2 separate regions of the Homo sapiens genome follow, and region 2 is linked to region 1. A link is a loop called in an ENCODE intact Hi-C map of the cell type or tissue named here. Cell type or tissue: heart left ventricle. All regions are shown on one strand. Links, peaks and the distances in the headings refer to the core of each region. The heading gives the core; the rest is flanking DNA.

Evidence for each region. Peaks named below come from ENCODE experiments on the same cell type or tissue, not always from the same donor. Only the 100,000 strongest peaks of a DNase experiment are listed, where the experiment ranks them.
Region 2: a loop joins it to region 1, with 3 times the contacts of the local background. A loop is called at or near these places in 13 of 110 quality-filtered maps.

The regions. Positions count from the first base shown.
Region 1 is chr9:37,649,318-37,652,228 of GRCh38, forward strand. FRMPD1 (FERM and PDZ domain containing 1) reads left to right here and starts at 1,637. Exons shown (of 16, transcript NM_014907.3): 1 at 1,637-1,777. RefSeq lists a silencer at 1,509-1,778. In heart left ventricle, for the core only: no CTCF peak of the experiment used is centred there; a DNase peak (open chromatin) is centred at 1,694; H3K4me3 peaks cover 1,146 bases; H3K27me3 peaks cover 1,113 bases.
Region 2 is chr9:37,585,868-37,588,778 of GRCh38, forward strand. It overlaps TOMM5 (translocase of outer mitochondrial membrane 5), which reads right to left. Exons shown (of 2, transcript NM_001001790.3): 2 at 2,546-2,911. Among named protein-coding and RNA genes, the nearest start is that of TOMM5, 5.3 kb to the right of the region's middle. In heart left ventricle, for the core only: no CTCF peak of the experiment used is centred there; no DNase peak of the experiment used is centred there.

The DNA of each region.
Region 1 (2,911 bases), core at 323-2,822:
CTTGATTTTTAAAAAGCTTTCATTATTTCCACTATGGCTTCAGAATCTTCCACCCTTATGGTGCTTCTGTCTCCTGGGGCAGAACTTTGTATACTACAAAGACGGGTGAGGAAAGCAAAAGGCTCACTCAGCCCGTGGATCTGGGTGGCAGAGGGCTGGGGCACTGACAGAAAAGGGAGCTTTGGGTGCAATTACGTAGGAGGTCTTTCAGCGATGGAGCCACTCAGGAGTTTCTGGATGGACTCCTGGATTTGGAAATGAAGGTCACAAAGGAGGAGCACCTGCCTTCATCCAGACGATGTTGGCTCCAAAGTGCTGCTAGTCTTCCCCCACCGCCCTTGGATGAAGGATGCACTTGTTAACATCTGCCTGTGCACCATCCCCAGAATGATCTAACATCCCAGTCTGATGGTGCCTCAACCCTACTCAGAACTCCTCCCATGAACCTGCCAGTGCACTGGGAACACGGTGCAAACTCCTTGACCAGGAATTGGCCCCTGCTGACTCCCCTGCTTTATGTCTCAACTCCTGCCACTCCCTCTGTGGGATCTCTCTCATCTTGGGGTCTTTGTTCCTGTGGTCTCAACCTGAAAGGCTCTCTCCACACTCCTCCCTTTCACTGGCCAATTCCACTGGCCTTTCAGGTTTCCATTTAGAGCATGCCCTCTCCAGGAGGCCTTCACTCAGTCAGTGCAGGCCTGAGTGGTGCCCTTGGCCCCGTGGGATTGGGTTATTGTTACAGGAACTGGACTGTATTTTAATAGTCCTAGACTGTACATTCCATGAGGACAGGGACTGCTTTATTAAAGGTGTATTGTATCTCCAGTGTCTAATGCAGGATATGGACCTCGTAGGTGTTCAGTAGAGTTCAGCACGGAAAATAGTGCACAGACACATGCATTTGGGTATCATGCTCAGAGAGGCGGTAGGACCAGAACCAGGGGAGTGGGTGAGACGGCTCAGGGGGTCAGAAAAGGGCTGAGTGCAGAGTCCCAGGGCGCTCCGGCATTTTAGAGCTTCTGGTTTGAGGAACCCTCAAGGAGACCGAGGGAGTGGCTGGAGAGGGCCGAGGAAAGCTAGGAGAACACAGTTTCCCAGCGCGGAAGGAGTTTACAGAGACAGGGGAGGTGGTCCACAGTGCCTACCGTGGGCCCACGCTCTCCCTCTCCCTTCAGCCGAACACCTGCGGGGCGTGGGGGTCAGGGGGCGAGTCCCCCAGGGCTCCCCGTAGCTGGGGCTCTTCCTGGGGAAAAGGAGGCGTGAGAAGGGGGTCGTTTTGGGAACTCTTCTGGGTTCCAGTTCTGGCCCAACCACCGCTGGTCCGGGTGACCTTGGGGAGTCCCTTTCCTCTCCCAGCCTCAGTCTCCCCCCTGGGTACTCAGCGGACGCTGCGTGCCCCGGCGGTGAGCTGAGGCAGGCGGCGGAGGCAGGGCCCGGGTGGGAGCGGGACCGCCCACTGCGGCGGGCCGGGACCTCGGAGCCAGCGGAGGCGGCGCGCGGGGCTCCTCCCCCGGGGCGGGGGTCGCGGCGCCGGCAGCTGGCGGCCGCGCAGCTGCAGCCTCAGCACCTGCCGCCGCCAGACGGCGCGGGCGCGGCCCGGCCCGGCCAACCCCTCCGGCTGCAGCCTCGGCGCGGGAGGCGGAGCCCGAGCCGAGCCCGAGCAGCGCTGCTTCCCGAGCCTTGGCCGCGACCGTGCCCGCCGCTGGGCGGGGCCGCCCTTCTCCGAGAGCGTCAGCCCGCTAGGTCCTTGTCCGCGCGGGCGGCACCTCCTCTGCAGGTAAGGGAGGGGTCCTGGCACCGCAAAGTTTTGGGGAGACGGCCTGTCCCCACACCCCGGGCCTGCGCCTCGGCTTCCTCCGCGCCGCCCTCCGCCTGCACCACCAGTCCCGGGTGACCCGCGCCCGCCTCCGGTCCTCGTGTCCCCAAGCCCGGCTCGGGGGCGCGTCCGTGGGCTAGCTCAGGACCTGCCATCGTGAACTGTTTGCACAGTAGCGATGTGTGCTTAAGTTTCCGAGATCTGCATGGTGTAGTGAGTGGAAACAGCGGCAACGCGGGAGGGGGAGAGACCTGGGTTCAGGTGCGGCCGCGGCCAGCGCCAACTTTCTGAGTGACCTCAGACCAACCCTCTCTGTCCGTCCTCGATGGCCACACCTGAACCAGAAGGGGTTCGCCAGGGACGATCAGCTGCAGTGCCAATGCCTGTGTTGTCATTTTTTGAGTAGAGGGGCATCCCTGAGTGTCTCAGCTCCAGAACTCATTGCGTGTGGAGAGGAATGAGCCACAGAAGTCAGTCTCCAGGGTCGCGTCGCTAACTTGCAGCAGCTTTGACTGAGCTTTAGTGGGGGCGTTGAGTCAGCCTCGGGAAGCAGGGGATGCCCCTAGGGTTAGGAGTCAGGACTCTGGCTTCTGGTGGCTCCTCTGCCATACACCCACTGTCTGTGTGACCTTGGGCAAGTGCCCCCTGCTTTTGCCACCTATAAAATAGGGTGGAAGTCGTGTTCACTAGTTGTTCGCTGTCTCTTTCAGCTGTAAACTCTGGAGAAGCGGAACCTCCGGATCTCTGCATTTAGTCAGTTTGGGTGGAGGCAATATTTCACCAAGAATCCATCTAGCACTTGCAAATGAACGTTTAGAAAATAAAGGAGGCATTTGCAGTTTGCTTTGGAAGTCCCAAAATAGACATGGGGAGGATTGGTGAACGCTCAGTTCGCCTTCTTCAGTGCTTTGGACCGTCATGAAATATTCAACGACATAATGATTTGTTTTCAAAGTGGCTTATAGATCAGGAAGCGTTTCTGTTTGTGAGTCGGTTATTTTTGTAAAAACCTCAGAATGGTTGTTTGGGAAAAAAAAATAATGCACTGTTCTAGGGGTCCTGACCTAGAGGCCAGCATCTACTTGTTTCTAGTCT
Region 2 (2,911 bases), core at 316-2,815, 63 kb before region 1:
CCTGGAGCAAAACTCTGTCTCCAAAAAATAAAAAGTTTATTTTCTGAAAAGGGTAAAATAGAAGGTCTCTAGATTATGGGATGCCAGGCAGTTTGGGCAGAGGTACTATACTCAAAACAGAGACGCAGTGAGCAAATACATACTGGATATTGAAACACACACACACACACCTGTCTGTCCTGAGCCTCACCACAGCCCTATTCCTTTGAATCCCAGAACGTTGGCAGGGCCTCATTCAGCACTTGGGAGATTGGAAGAGTCTTTGTTCTCTGAGCAATGACCAGCTCAATGGGAAATAACTAAAGATACAGACGCAAAAAGTTTTCTCAACAAAAATGGCCCAATAGATGGCCCTTTGGCAAAGTTCAACATCAACAAGCTCCACTCCAGGCCTTTAATCCATGTTAGTTCCCAATTTTTAAGTGTGAGCAGACAACCAAGGAAAGCATCTAACATGAAACAAAAAAAGAGAAAAGCAATTACAGATAAAATAGAATATAAAGGAAAAAGAAAACATTAAAAGTACTATTGTTCTAAAAAGAGAGCAGAAGGAAAAAGAAGGGGAGGAAATCAATAAAAACCTATAAGCATTCATTGGTGGATGCTACAAATTAATACGACTGAACTCATGGAGACAGAGTAGAATGATGGTTACCAGAGGCTAGGAAAGGTTAGGGAAGGAATGCAGGGATGGCTAATGGGTACAAAAATATAGTTAGATGTAATGAATAAGTTCTAGTATTTGATAGCATAATGGGTGATTACAGTCAATAATAATTTACTGTACATCTAAAAATAACTAAAAGTATAACTGGAATGTTTGTAACATAAATAAATTATAAATGAGGTGACAGATAATCCCGTTATCCTGATGTGATTATTAGGTACTGTATGCCTGTATCAAAATATCTCATGCACCCCATAAATATATACACTTACATACCCATAAAAAATAATAAAATTATTTTAAAACCTACAAAATTTGAGAAATAAAGATACAAGTTTCAAGTTTAAATAGGTTCACCAAGTGCCCACCACAGTGTATTAAAATAAACACACACTAAATGATGTCATCATGGAATATAAGCATACTAGGAACAAAGATCCTTGTTTCTCAGGAAGAAATACTTAGTCCCACAAAAAAATCAGGAATCAGAATGATTTCAGATTTCTCAGCAGCAACACTGAAAGCTAGAGGCTTTGCTTTAAAATTCTGAAGGAAAATGATTGCTAATCTAGAACCCTATATTCATCAAACTATAGAATAAAGACATTTTTAAGGCCAGGCACAGTGGCTCATGCCTATAATCCCAGCACTTTGGGAGGCTGAGGTGGGCAGATTACCTGAGGTCAGGAGTTCGAGACCAGCCTGGCCAACATGGCAAAACCCTGTCTCTACTAAAAATACAAAAATTAGCCAGGCGTGGTGGCACGTGCCTGTAATCCCAGCTACTTGGGAGGCTAAGGCAGGAAAATCGCTTGAACTGGGAGGTGGAGGTTGCAGTGAGCCAAGATCATGCCACTGCACTCTAGCCTAGTTGACAGAGCAAGACTCCGTGTTAAAAAAAAAAAAAAAAAAAAAAAAAAAGACATTTTTAGACCAGCAAGGTCATTCACCTCCTATGCCACCTTTCTCAGGAGGACACTGCCAGAGAAAACAGGCTCCATCAAACAAGGGAGTAAACCAAGACACTAGGTAACAGAAAACGAGATATAATAAGAGAGAAGAAAAGGAATTCCCGGACAATAGTGAAGGGAGTTCCCAGAATACAGTCACATATCAGGCATAGAGAAGGGAGTTCCCAGAATATAGCCACACACATCAGGCATAGAAGGCTATCAGTCCAGTCAGGGGCGGGTCAGAAGACTCCAGGAAACGCTTACTCAGGAAAATGAAACAGAGTACCTAATAAAGCTGATTGCTGTGAATGATTTAGATAAATGGCAAAAAGTTTAGTTGATTTAGTGGAAATTCCATAGAAAAACCAAGCCTAGAAAAAAACAAAAAGATACACAGCAAAAGAAAACCAGGTACTATACTCAGAATCCTAATGATACTAATCTACTCAAGATCACACTACGTTATCCTTTGGAAGGAAGAGATGACAAGATACGTGTGAGTGATGGCGCTAAGGACAGGAAAGAGACCTAAATCCCAATCACGACCGTCACATTATTTAGAGACCAAAAGGTAAATACCAATAAAATCAGCTAAAAAGAGGTGTATGTAGTTGCTCCTGGGGAGAAGGTTAAGGACTATCCCCCCTCCACTCAACAAACTTGGAGAACTATTTGGCTTAAAAATATAGTACTTTTTCCTTTGGTAGTATTAATATTTCATATACTCAGCATCAAGCAGTAATGCTACCTTTCATTAAGACTGCCTGGCAATAAAACACAATGACACTTCATCAGGATTGGCAAATTCTCTAGTCCAAAACAAGATGAACTTACTGAAGCTTGCAATAATCTCAATATAATACAAGTCTCACTAGTGATTGTTGGTTTGCAGCAAAAAGTAGGATAAGAAAAATAGAAACCCAACTTTTCTTAATTGATATGTTTATTAAAAACATAGACTAATAATGATCCTGTGCTTAAATGTCATTGTGGTTGTGTGCTGATTTCCACAAAACATAATATAAGAGACTCTTCACAAATACACTCTGGGCAGAAGAAAAAGGTAAACAGAAATGACTGACAAGACAGTGCCATTTCAGACACAGCTCCCTTAATACTTGCTAGAAAACGGAGTTTGACATTATTTACAATTATACCAGTATTGTCAGAGGCCAAACGTCACAGGGATAAGGGTACACCAGATCACGAGACATCGTTTCATACTTCCCAAATAGTTTTATATTTTAGCTTTGAAGGTCAGTTACCAGAGCCAAACTTGTTCTTAACAAGC